2 separate regions of the Homo sapiens genome follow, and region 1 is linked to region 2. The links are chromatin loops, found by intact Hi-C in ENCODE. Cell type or tissue: Caco-2. All regions are shown on one strand. Links, peaks and the distances in the headings refer to the core of each region. The heading gives the core; the rest is flanking DNA.

The links. A loop is a pair of places that touch in the nucleus more often than their neighbours do. Peaks named below come from ENCODE experiments on the same cell type or tissue, not always from the same donor. Only the 100,000 strongest peaks of a DNase experiment are listed, where the experiment ranks them.
Region 1: it touches region 2 in a loop (6-fold over the local background); 1 of 110 quality-filtered maps calls a loop at or near these places.

Annotation. Positions count from the first base shown.
Region 1 is chr12:23,824,393-23,831,655 of GRCh38, forward strand. All of the region lies in intron 3 of SOX5 (SRY-box transcription factor 5), which reads right to left. Among named protein-coding and RNA genes, the nearest start is that of SOX5, 120 kb to the right of the region's middle. In Caco-2, for the core only: no CTCF peak of the experiment used is centred there; no DNase peak of the experiment used is centred there.
Region 2 is chr12:23,754,355-23,761,617 of GRCh38, forward strand. SOX5 (SRY-box transcription factor 5) reads right to left here. Exons shown (of 15, transcript NM_006940.6): 4 at 1,284-1,370. Among named protein-coding and RNA genes, the nearest start is that of SOX5, 190 kb to the right of the region's middle. RefSeq lists an enhancer at 2,077-2,599. In Caco-2, for the core only: no CTCF peak of the experiment used is centred there; a DNase peak (open chromatin) is centred at 3,367.

The sequences.
Region 1 (7,263 bases), core at 1,373-5,372, 70 kb after region 2:
TGGAATTTGCTGGGGGTCCACTCCAGACCCTGTTTGCCTGGTTATCACCAGCTGAGGCTGTAGAACAGCAAAGACTGCTGCTTACTCCTTCCTCTGAAAGCTTCGTCCCAGAGGGGCAGAGCCAGCCGGATCTCTCCTGTATGAGGTGTCTGTTGACCCCTGCTGGGACGTGTCTCCCCGTCAGGAGGCACAGGTGTCAGGGACCCACTTTAGGAGGCAGTCTGCCGGGAGATCCACTGCTCTCTTCAGAGCCTGTAGGCAGGGAACGTTTAAGTCTGCTGAAGATGCGTCCACAGCCTCCCCTTCCCCCAGGAGCTCAGTCCCAGGGAGAGAGGAGTTTTATATATAAGCCCCTCGCTGGGCCTGCTGCCTTTCTTTCAGAGACGCCCTGCTCAGAGAGGAGGAATCTAGAGAGGCAGTCTGGCTACAGTAGCTTTGCCGAGCTGTGGTGGGCTCTGCCCAGTCTGAATTTTCCGGCAGCTTTGTTTAAACTGTGAGGTGGTTTAAACCGCCTACTCAAGCCTCAGTTATAGCAGATGCCCCTCCCCTCACCCAGTTAAAGTGTCCCAGGTTGACTTCAGGCTGCTGTGCTGACAGTGAGAATTAGATGCCAGTGGATCTTGGCTTGCTGGGCTCCATGGGGGTGGGATCTGCTGGGCTGGACCACTCGGCTCCCTAGCTTCAGCCCCCTTTCCAGGGGGAGTGAACGGTTCTGTCTCTCTGGCATTCCAGGTGCCACTGGGGTATGAAAAAAAACTGCAGCTAGCTCAGTGCCTGCCCAAACGGCTGTCCAGCTTTGTGCTTGAAACCCAGGGCCCTGGTGGTATAGGCACCCAAGGGAATCTCCTGGTCTGCAGGTTGCGAAGACCATGGGAAAAGCATAGTATCTGGGCCGGATAGCACTGTCCCTCACGGCTTCCCTTGGCTAGGGGAGGGAGTTCCCTGACCCCTTGCAATTCCCGGGTGAGGCAACGCCCTACCCTGCTTCTGCTCACCCTCCGTGGGGTGCACCCACTGTCTAACCAGTCCCACTGAGATGAACCGGGTACCTCAGTTGGAAATGCAGAAATCACCCACCTTCTGCGTTGGTCTGGATGGGAGCTGCAGACGGGAGCAGTTCCTATTCGGCCATCTTGCCCGGGGGCCCCTATTATTTTTATTTTATATGTATGTGTTTGTATGCGTGTATTTATTCAGAAAAATTTCGGAGATCCGACAGAGTTGGCAAAATTTTGTCCTGTGGATAGTATCCACATAGATATAGAAACAGCTATAGGACAGAGATAGATTTAATACTACTTTAATTCTATGTTTTCAAAACAACAAATAGATAATATTTTAGAAGGTTTCATATTGTTTGCAATTTAGATAGAACATTTCAAAAGGTATAGTGTATAAATATCTATATTATATGTATACTTTAAAACTGACCAATTATTTTTTATTCAAATAGTTTTAATTTAAAAAGCAAAGAAAAAAAATCTGGCAAAAAATTAAGAACTCTAAGATTTACTATTCCTTTTTACTTAACTAATATTCTTTATTAACTCCTAATTGTAATCCGGTAAGTGAAAAGGCTGTGTCAAAGAAAATGAACAATTTCAACTTATCTTGAGTTACACTGTTTCATTTCTCTTTTTTTTTATTATACTCTAAGTTTTAGGGCACATGTGTACAATGTGCAGGTTAGTTACATATGCATACATGTGCCATGCTGGTGTGCTGCACCCAGTAACTCGTCATTTAACATTAGGTATATCTCCTAATGCTATCCCTCCCCCCTCCCCCTACCCCACAACAGGCCCCGGTGTGTGATGTTCCCCTTCCTGTGTCCATGTGTTCTCATTGTTCAGTTCCCACCTATGAGTGAGATCATGTGGTGTTTGGGTTTTTTTGTCCTTGCGGTAGTTTGCTGAGAATGAGTGTGTGAGTTACACTGTTTCATTTCTAATGATTCCCATGCCACCGAAGGAGAAAAGAATAAATAAAGCAACAACGGCTTGTCCTATTGCAGCCCAGAACAAGTATGGCTATAGTTCTCCTTCAAAACTTAAGCAATGAGAAGGTAAAACATGAGCAAACACGTCTAATTCCTATCCCATTTACTTGGATATGGATGCTTTTCTCTCCCTGAAAGCTGGAGAGCTATACTATATAAGGACTGACAACTGACCTCCCTTATTTATACTGCACTGCTCCCAATATGGCAGCCTCCCCGTTTATGTGTTCACTAAGACATGGTATCTTGACACTAATGAAAAATCCTAAAGTACTGGAGCAAGGACTGATGCAAGAAAATTAGGGCTTAAAAAAAAAAAGTAGAGAAGGAAAACAGAACTCCAAATGGGAGAGGGTGCATTTTGTTCATTTATATGGCTTTCTGCTCCCAAGTCTTCCACATGACTAATGTCACACTGTGGTATGCAAACCTCTCAGGCAAATTTTTACAGACAAAGCATAACTTATCCGAAAAGAAAGGTCTAAGCAACAGAGATTTAATTCCGTGAAACAGTGAATCAATTCTTAACTATTAACACAGTAAATACCATAATAGGAGCACTGTCCTGCTATAATAAACAGACATGCTCAATTATTGTGTGCTTCTGCAGCTACTGATCTCTTCAGTAATTATACCATGCAATGAGCTCTACGTTGATATTATGTTAATGTGTGGGGAGGAGACAACTTAAATAATAATTAAATCAAGACTCAGTATTTCAGTGGAGCTTACATAAGGCCTGAGAACAAATGGTACATTTCTTAGAAGGAGTTAAAAAAGACATCTCGTTATCTGCTTCTAATTAAAAAGTTTACATATAAAAACTATCTTGAAATTCTAGTCTCTTAACTGTCCATTTCAAACAAATTAAACTGTCTATCATGTTTCATAATCACCTGTATTTGTCATATTCATAGCAATAAAATCTTCAAAAATTATTTTACATAGAGAATTTACAATAAAAAGAGAATGGTAAATTGAAAACTTTTTCTACAGAGACAAACAAAAGGATAAAGTTCAAGAAAAGTTCCTTACCCCTTTGCAGAACTGTCAAACAACTTCTATTGACCAAGAATAGCACACAGTAAACACACCAAACAAAAGAAATGATGAAAGATGTATTTACTTGTTCAGGGCCTTTATTTTTCTTTCTATTTCATATACACCCACACTGAACAGTCTGCATTGTGTTAATAAATAACCAGCAGCAACTAAGTGAACAGAGGAGGGTTTCGATGTTGCTGTCAGGTACCAGACAGTTGCTTGGCACTGCGGATACAGTTCTCTACATATGAGCTGCATGCTCACATAAAAGACAGAGGATATAGGTTAATAGATGGATCCTTTAAAATACTAAATGTGATGGAAAGAAAGGGATAAAAAGCAGAAAAGCAATAGCTTTTTTTTGTTTTTGTTTTTTGAATTGTCTACCTCTTTCAATTTGGGAAGGAGCAAATGAATTTTAAGTACCATGTCCTGCCAGAGCAATATTTCACCAGATTACTGGCTGTGTTTATTCAGAAATTTGCTGAACTATAACCTCAAACTCTTCAACATTTGGGAATTTATTATTATTTTCAAATGGTTTCTAATGTTGGCTCTATGATTTATTCCACATATAGTTAACTCTACACATAACAACATGAATGTCAATGACAGACCACGTATACATCAGGGGTCCCATAGATTATAATACCATATTTCTACTGTACCTTTTTTATGTGTAGATACACAAATACTTACTTTTTTGTTACAATTGCCTACCATATTCAGTTCAGTAACATACTGTACAGGCTTGGAGCCTAGGGGCGATAGGCTACACCATCTAGTTATGTGTAAGTGAACTCTATTACGTTTGCACAAGGGCAAAATCACCTAAGGACACATTTCTCAGAATGTATTCACATTGTTAAGTGATGCATGACTGTGTGTGTATGTGTGTGCACACACACACATGTATGTGTATAAAATTCAGATCTAATTATAAAATTCTAAATATATCTTTCTATATCATTTTTTAAAATACAAGAAGAGTGTGAATAACACACATGAATTGGGAATAAACTGCACAAACTCAGAGGTCAGTGTTTTAGAATTTACCTTATTTATGACATTTAATACACAAATAAGAAAAATATTGTGTTGTGTCAGTCTGTGCCATTTTCAGTATTCTGAGCTTATACTTCATAAAAGTTTGTGTTCAAATGTCCTGTGACAGCCCAGAAACAATCACAGTAGAAGTGAACTCATATATATGCAGTTATTATATCATACATGACTTCTATATAATATGTAAATAACCTTGGAAGCAATTAATATAAAAGATAGATGAATAGAAGTTGCTTTTCAAATTCAGGACATCAAAAAAAAAAAAAAGCACTTATTCTTAATTTCAAACAAGTTCTTCTCCTAAGCCTCCAAAGTTGGTCATCCAAAAAATGAGAGCAAGGAGCACAATCTGGCATTCAAAGATTATCAACATGTAAGATGGGCTATCTTAATCATCCAAAATGCCCAGGTCATATGCTCATCCTGTTCTGCCCTAGCCTCACTGCTCCTTCACGATGCTGGCCATATTTGTCCTCAACATCAAGAGTAGTTCAGATGGGTACACTGGGAGTCCTTGAGGTGTCAGAACTCTGGGAGCAGGTGGCAAAGGAAATTCTGAGTGAGCTCTCCACTGACTCTAGTGCTGTCCATGCCTTTCCCATAAACAACTCCTATTTAAAAAAAAAAGACCAAGCATCCACTAGAACCAACCCAAACAGGCCTATTTAATTAGGGCAAATGCTTGATATCCACTTCTTCATGTTAAACACACAGCCACACAGGCCTAGGAGGTCTGATTAATTTTAATATGCACGGTCCTGACAAGTGCCTCAAGGGTAACTGAGTGAAAAACACACATGCACGCACAGACACACAAAATCCTCCAGCTAGTCTTGACAAATCTGTTTCAGAAAAATGCTATGTATGCTGCCCAGATTAGAGTGTTACTATTCAGCAAGGGCCTGGACCTTTAATGTGAGGGAAAAGAGGCCTCAGAAACAGGTGGCTGGCTCTTCACTCTTGAATAAGTGATATCCCCAAAAGCTGTGGCACATAAGCAACAAGAGGGACTGGCACATTCTCCTCATGTTTATTTGCAAATGTAGAGTCTGGGTCAATGGGCCTTCTTTAAGTGATCTATGAATTGAAACTGAAAGTCTGGATATGCTAGTTTCAGTGAAGGACAAGAAAACAGGTACACCATTTATCTGAGGGACTTAAGAAGTACCAGAAATGCTTGGGTAAAGAGAGGTTTGGAATGACTTACATAGACCTGATAGTAGACAAACTAATGTATCAGCAGGAATCAAATAGATTCTTTTTTTATTGAGTCAAATAGCCAAATAAGAAAAGAATGATGGCTTGATTATTAAGAGAAGATGAAGAAAATGAAGGCTATAATCTTAAATATCATTACATTTTGTTAGCAAAAGTACAAGCTCTAGTTAAAAAGAAAAATAGAAGCTTTCTGGGACAAATGATTTTCTTATAAAGACAACACTGGTACTCAGCTCCAGGACCTGCTATATAAAAAGATTACCAAGCAGAATTTCTGAGCCTTTACAATCCAAGCCAGAGGTATTTCAGGAAAATATAATTTCCTATAACACTAATGAAATAAACAATATCAGCATAAACTGCTATGATGGATACCACTTGAAAAGGAGATGACAGTGAACAAGTTTCGCTTCAGTGTTGAAAAATTATGAGGCTTCAAACTCAGCTAACTCAGTGCTAAAGTTAAAACACTTATTCCTGAAGAAATAGGCTCTACAGCATTTGAGGGTGTCTTCTTGTCCTGACCTTTAAAAAATAAACTCTTTTCTTTATCATCATTTTATGAGTGTCGATTTCCATACAGTGGTGCTTTTGAAAAGGGTGCCTGGAGGTTAGACTCTAGCTTGCTCAACAAGAAGAGAGACATTTTTCAGTGACAGACTGCATAGATGAACACATAGCCACAATGCATTAGGAGTAGCCTCCAACAGCAGCGGGAGTGTGAGGAACAAAACTTAAAAGGGCTCAATTGAAAAGTACCCTTGTTTGTCCTTCAGTGGAACAGCACTTACAAAGCCTCTTCAACATGTACTTTGTCAAAAGGACAGTGAGTAACTAAACAAAAGCAACTCAAACCTCTGCCAATTAAAGTATCTTTAGGCTTTTCCCCTGATCCGTTCACTTTTTATTTTTCCCACCCCATCAAATGCGATTTTAAAACAAGAGTGAATTTCGAAGTGCCCCCTTTGCCCAATTAATGGATGCTTTGGGATTTTGAACTTAGGAAAGCCGATCTCCATAATTTCCCCATAAAAATAGTAATTAAAAAGTTGGTAAGATTAAGGGGTAAATCTGAAGCTCTAGTTTAACTTGCCTGTTGATGTAATATGGTTCAGTTTAATTTCTAAAGGGCTGCTCAACAACAGACATTTAAATTATAAGAACAAGCATTGTGATTTATAATGTAAACTCAAACATCAAACATGCAATGCCTGTAGGGATGTTCACAAGGCCAAATATCATGCACCAGGGGCCTGTCTTTGCTACAGAATAATTACATGTAATTCTGTAGCACAGCACAGATGAAAATATACTGCTAATAATACCTTCTTTAGCACCCATAAAATAAGTCTTAAAACAGGGAAATAAATTTTATATCTATTTAGAGGATCTAATGGTCTTATAGGTCAAAACATTTGTAAGAAAAATTAAAAAGACATTAACATAATTTCTGTAAAAAATACAAGTATCATAGAAGGTGCAATCAATTAAAGTGAATTATTTTTGTGACAGATGCAAATATCAAAACGATAAATGAAACAATAATGTTGATTTTTTTCAAGTTTTAAAAGGATAAATAATGAACAATGGATATGTTACTGTTTTGTTCATAAACATCCAGGAATAAACATAAAACTGTCCAATCCAGTCCCACAAATGGTACAGGTGGGATTAAGTGGGTGTTTTAGGATATTTGACTCCAAGAATTTGTATTGCATTGCACAGTAGGACAGAGAGGGACGGATGGGGGAATGTGAATGAAAATCCTGGTATTTCCTTTACCCAACAACGGTCTATAGTCTATAGATGATCCTGAGGGTGAAGGCTTGAGGTCTGCCACCATACATACCTTTTGAAACTCATTGCATTATTTGCATTAGTTCTCAGAAGAGAACTCTTTTTTTAAAGTCCATACTAAAGGCAATGAACTGCTTCAT
Region 2 (7,263 bases), core at 1,032-5,031:
TGGGTTAAAATCCATCAAAATAATATCAAGGACCTGCCGCCTCTGAAGATGAAAACTTCTCAGTTCTCCTTAAACTTTCTCTTCAAGCTCTTTAAGGCATATTGATTCTCATTCATTTGAATTTGATTCCATTGTAGATTTTGGTTACTGAATTTGTTGATTAGCACCAATTCATTTTCTCATCACCCTTTCACAAGTAATCATAGCCTAAATACATGTAATTCCAAATGATCTGCATGGAAAGTGAAATATTCAGCCAAACATTTTCCGGAAGTTTTTAGATATCCAGATGTTCATGTCATGTAGGCCAAACATTTAAGACTGATGCTTTGCCTTTCTCCAGGATACACTGATGGAGTAAAGCCTTAAGAGAGAAAATTGCTTCTGTCATTGGGAAAACACTTGCACGGACACACATATGCAAAAAAGTTATTTATACACCTATTTCTACATGTATAATAATATAAATCTAGTGATGTCTTAAATGTATATTCAGCCTCTACCAAAAATGTACACAGTAATATATAACTAAATATTTTATACGGATGACTAAGTATCTTGATTTTCTTAAAATCCTACTGTAGAACTCAGAATCTTAAGTGTCCTACTAGCAACAAATAGAAAACTATCATAGATTGCCTACTGTGTTTTGAGAAAACATACTTTTAAATTAATTGAAAGGATAATTTGCTTTTATCTTATATGAGGAAATTAAATCTTCTCCCCTTGTTATTAGTAGGAGTTTATTAAGATATGAATAGTTTTATAGAACTTTTCTTAGCTGGATGTAATTGCTGATTCAAATAAAACCAAAACAAATTGTTACCTTGACTGGTACAAAACAACCTTTTATTATGCTCTCCCCTTTCATCATTTCTGGTTTTAAATTTAGGTTCTACACACCCATATTTCTTATATGTACAATGTACAAAATCTTATAAAATACAGTTTTTAACCTTGCTATAGGTACATTCTTACTTATAAAATAATTTAATTTTTGAAAATAATTTAATTTAATTTTAATGATGAAAATCAGAGCCTGTTAGAGGTATAGTGGGGTGATTCTGTTGAAAACAACATATCATTTATTCCATAAGGCACAAACAAAGAAAGAATATAAGAACCCTGCTACATCCTCCTTCAAGATAGAAAGAAGAAACCCTAAACACAGAGAATGCAAGAAGCAGAAGAGGTGAGGGCAGAAATACTTTATCACCATTACTATTTCTGAATATCAACTTCATTTTGGTACATTTTGGATAAAAACAATCACACCATATTACCTTTTATTTCGCCAAAGTTCCCCGATCCCATTGCAAGAAGCTTGTCTTTCCAGTCCTTTGAGAGTAGTTTTTCAATACTGGGGGTTTCTAAGTAAAGAAAAAAAGAAGTGAGCAAATCAACATGACTCTCCTTACAATGGAGCTCATTAAAAGTCTATCTGCTAAAAATAAGGCCATCCCTATCCCAGCCCCACTTCATAATGGCTTCATCAAAAAACTGATAACAGGGGTGGAAAAAAAGAATGTGTCCTGTCACCTGCTGTTTCAAAATCATTAGCTTTTTCCTCTTGCGGAACAAAGCCATACTGATTCTTTATGACAATGGGTACACATAAACCTTGCGGTTCATTGTTTTTCAATTTAGTGAACAAATTCTTGCTATAATGGATGCTTGTCAATTTCAGGGTGTTAGTCTGCAGTCAAAAAATAATTATGTTGATAAAATGCGGAGTAAAAAAAGGCAAAGAATTAGCTCTTAAATCTGCTACATGTAATTATATCCCTCTGTGTGTTTACAATTACATCCACTTTATAATATGTGTTTAACATCGTGTGGCGGTAAGCACACTGTGGTAAGATTTGCCAGTACTGCGAACATAAAAAAAAACAAAAAAAAAATTGGTATAAAAGAAGCCTTAAAAAGATTGGAAAATCTAGAGAAGTGAGGAATGCTGCCTATAATGGAAACCTATTATTTGCTTATTTCAGATTTGTATCACACTCTTTTAAAATGCCCTGTATTCAGACAGGGCACACACATTTTAGAAAGCAAGGTGCTGCTTTAGTCTGGTATTTGTTTCTACATATAACATAGGTTTTGACCTTTCCTTTTGTGTTGAACTTTAATGTATAAGTAAATATAAATGCCAATAAAAACTCCCAAACATTAAACTCAGTTTCAAACAATATAATTGTATATTCTTGTCAGCACTTAGATGGATACACAATTACAATGGCTTTCAATCCCGTGATTAGCGCAGCATTCACTTAGAAGATGGAATGTACTAAAAGATAAGTGTCCCAGTATGCTCCATCTAAATAACAATACCCACACTTATTATATAGATCAAGGACATACACTGCCATTCTCCACATTGGTGTTTATGTGTATGTGTGTTTGTTCAGGCATTTGTTTACTCCCTACTAGGAGCATAAAGGGAGTACATGTTAACTTATCAAAGGGACCGTCTGGCCTAGAGACCGTAATATTATTAGAAACTGGTTAATTTTCCCCACAGTAAGATGCATTTTAGAGAGTTTTCATCATCACGTTTAGTTAATGCTGTCTACTTTTTCCAGGGCCCCATCTTTACAGCGATCAGCTAGCAGAGTCAAAAAGCCTGTGTGGAGTTTTCAACAAAGCAGAGGTGCAATTTTCCTTGGAAAAAAAAAGTAACAATATGGAACACTTCTGTCTCACATGTCAGAAACTTGTGGAAAATAAAATGGTGAAAAGCTCTGAATGATTACTCTTTTACATAGTCTATATGTATACATATATACATATATGCAAATATGTATATGCCCTTACAACAACTTCATAAATGCACATTTACCTACGGAATGAATTTGAAATGAATGAATGCAGTTGAAATGAATGAATGAAAAATGGATTTTTTCCCTCAGAACAAAATACATAGCTCTATTTTTCACATTTAAGGAACTAATACCGAAAAATTTACTTTTAAGTTTTCTTAAAATATCCCAATTTCTATATGGTATTGGTTCAGAATATTAACAGCAACTCTAGGAGTCATAAAACAGAGTAAATATCTTCATATTATAACCAGCATTTCTCTTCATTGACGCTTTAAAAGTAACTTTGAAATACTTCCACAAGGACTTCCAACATTTCTACATTCCCAGTAAACAGTTTGAGAGTAAAATTATTTCTTAAACCTTATCAGAGTAGGTCAAACAAACACCACTGTCTCTTTTTTCCAGCACTCTACAAAAATTCTTGAGTAGCATGTAAACAGGGCACAGCCAATACGGTATTTGCAATAGAGTACTGTCAGTCATTAAAAGCTAACAAACCTTTGCAAAGCAGGAATGCAGCAATAGAAATCCATTGTGCACTAACAATAGGCCCCTGAACCTCCAGGCACCAAAAGCAGACCATTTTACTTTTAAGGCTATTGTCTGCAAAGTCCATGACAAAGCTTTTCCCCTGCAGCTAGACAAAATATTCACTGTAGTGTGCTCATAAAGAAACAGAAGTCTTCTGTCTAAGTTGCAGAGTTAAAGAAACAGCAGCCAGATTTCTGAAACCTGCAGAACATTCCAGGCCTCTTTATTAACTAGCATAAAGATATAAGGCTGGTAAACAGAGCCAGTTTGTTCAAGTACTTGACTTTTAAGCACACACTACAAAAAAAAAAAAAAAAAAAAAAAAAAAGAATAACTTCTTTAAGACTAAGTTATTTTGAAAATGTAAAATCAGAAACATATCTAAATCACGGTTGTCATGTCTGTGGATGAATAAAGACACTCATACTTACAACTTAGATGAGGTATATACTTTAAATTCAGATTCAAATACATTTATTTAGCAGCCTATGTGCCAGAAACTATGCTAGAGGTTTTTATCTGTATTCTCTCATTTAATGGTAATAACCAAATGAAGACTTAGATCATGTAACATCCATGTTACGGGTTTAAAGAGATGAAGCAGCACCAGCAAAAAGAAAAAAGAGAATTGCTCTGAGGTTCCACAAAATGTAATGGGCAGAATTGAGGTCTTGAACTAAGTTTTTTTTTTTTTTCCTACACATTCCTAACTCTCTTATCAACAACAAAATGATAATAATAGCTACTATTTAGAGGGCTAAGGGCTAAGCAAGGTACCAGGTCCTTCACATGTGGTATCTCAGACTGCTCACAGTAATCTGCTGAATTAGATATTGGTACATCTGTTTTACCATTTAAGAAACCAAAACTTAGGAAGTTATCATGACTTGCCCAATGTGGAGCTAAATTCTACCTATTGGATCCCAAAATCTTTGTTCTTTGCAGCACATACATTGCTGTGGTTTGAATGGGTCCGCCCAAAAGCATGTGTTGAAAATTTAACCCCTAATCCAAAAGTGTTGGGAGGTGAGGCCTAATGGAAGGTATTTAGGTCATAAGGGCTCCACCCACATGAATGGATTAAGGCTGATTATAGAAAGGCTTCAGGGTACAAGTTCCATCTGTCTCTCGTGTGTGCACTCCCTTATTCTTCTGCTTTCCACCATGGGACGATGCAGCAAGAAGGCCCTCACCAGATGCTAGCACCTTGAGGTTGGACTTCTCAGTCTCCAGAACTGTGAGAAATAAATTTATTTTCTTTATAAATCATTCAGTCTGTGTTATTCTGTTATGGCAACACAAAACACACACACACACACACAGACACACACACACACACACACACACACACACACACACTGTCCCTCATTTAATCTACAAAACAGTTCTGGATCGTAGGAAAAATGATTCTTACTAACTCCCTTGGATAGATGAAGTAAAAACTTGATAAATGTTCTAGGGTAACACATATGTATGAGCAGCAACTGTGGAATTAAAAGGTAGGCTTTTTTACAGTTTTTGTTTTCAGGGTGTGGTCCAATTATATGCCTTGCACTCTAGGATTCTGGATAATTTAGTGACAACCTATAAGTATATAGCAGAGATATACAATGAAATTAATTTTACTTATATAGTAGAAGGAATATTGGGCTATAATTCAAACAACCTGGGTTCTCTCCAAGACAGTGACACTGGCTAGATTGGCCTGTGGGGGTGACGAGGGAAGGGGATCATAAGACATCATTTCACCCACTTCACCCCTCTCTCTGAATTTATGTAAAGCAAAGAGCTTCAAAAAAATCCACATTCAATACTCTACTAACTGCTAGTTTCCACTGGTAGTTCTTGAAATAACAGTAAGAAATAATCTCATAATAATGAGCACAATGAATGGACATGTAGCAGTGATTAAATTTCTCTGAAAATGGTAAAGATATGGTAGAAAATGCATGTTTCAAAATGTAAAGGACCAAATGGCAGAAGCCCAATATTTACAATACACCTGTTTGTTAACGTGTGAATATGAGTAAAGTGAAATTTGACACAATTATGTAAGTGTAAGTGCTGCTTCACTGCTTATGAAGTGAATACAGTAATTATCTATTAAATATTTAATTTTCTAAAATAAGATTTTAAAAATGCACAAGCATAGAATCGTATTTTGTACTATGAATATGGTATGTGGGGTGCCCAGTTATTTGCAAATGTTCAAATTCTGGAGTTTCCTTTAATTTTTTTTAAATTTTTGTGCGTACCCAGTAGATGTATGTATTTATGAGTTTCTTCTATTTTCATTTTAAGATGTGTCATGTTTTTCACTTAACTCTAAAAGAGTCTCCTGAAAATTCCTCCTCCTGAGAGTTCATTCTCCCAAGTACTGGAATATCATGATTACCTTCAAAGTAAGAACTAGGGCTCCCTAGATTAAAAATAAGTGTGAGTTAATAATCATTATTTGCATAGCATTTCCATTTACAGAATGCTGCCAGATACAATTTTGTCAGTGGCATATATAATTGTTATATCCATTTTGCAGATGAGGAAACTAAGGCTCAGAAAGATGCTTTGCCCAACATCAGCTCATCAGTAAGTAGAACAGATGGAATACAAAACCAGGTTCTCTTAATTTCAGGATCTGTCTCTTTAGGGGAAAGGTAAATGCTTATATTTTAAAAAAGAACATAAAGTTAGGAAATAGGACGGATATAAGACAAATTCAAAATAAAATATACCCTTCATCATCAACACACTAATATTAAGATGAGTCTAATTGGCTCGCTATTGTTTCTTTCTGCCAACAGGACCCTTCTGATACATTTGCTTGCTTTTCCCTTCTCACTCTTGCCTCTTTTGCTCACATATGCTTCTTCACATCAATGCCTATGGCAATCCCCACCAGTGAATGGCCCCCCCCAACTGTGCCAGCCATTGTTACAACAGCATCCTGCCTCTTTAGGGCCTGCTCATTCCCTATAACTCTCACTCCTTTTTCCCTTCAGTGCCAAACACTCTTAAGACCGACTCCCTCATCTGGAACAATGAGACCTAGAGACTCATGCCAACATATTGTAATTCTCCAACAAGCTGCCAGTGCCAAGAATTAAACCACATTTGCTCCAGTGCAGTAGCTTTACACACAAGCTCAGGTATTTGCTTTGTGTTTATGTAGGTTTTTTTCCTTAATCTCCCTTCAGCTGCTGTGGCAGAGCTCATTGAAAAATCGAACAAACAAAAAGTACGCTATGTATGATATTTGACTTTTAAACAAAGTCACAGGAGTTAGGTTATACCAAACCTATCACTGTTGATACTTTAATTTTGCAGCTTAAACTAAGCTGTTTTATTCTTGACATGTGATAGTGTACACATTGAGGAATGGAAGTTGTCTTCTGGAGGTAACTAGATTTCAAAATATACCAATATCTCCTTCAAAGTAAGAAAGTAAAAGCACATGTAGACTATTCATGCCATAAAATAAGAATTATAGAGCTGAAAAGGTCTTTATATATCATTTAGATAAGCACTTCATAAAAGCAATTGAGGAAAACATATATCTGACATAAATGGAACATAAATGGTTTGGCTACTTAAAACTAAAACAACACACGCATTCGATTGTCATGCAAATCTAATTAACACTAAACAAATTTATATTTCCTCTCTACAAGATTTAGATCATTTTAGGTACTAACAGGTTGGTAATTTTTAAACTAGTTACAGATTATGTAGTATTTTTAAAATATTTGACCAAGGAAATTAGTGTTGGGAGATGACCGTGTGTATGGCTCAATACGATTTGGGTAATAACTGGTTTAGACCAAACTTTTCATTTTACAGACTAAAAAAGTACCAATTAGAGATGCTAAATAACTTGCCTAATATCACAAACCTATATAAAGGCAGAACTTGC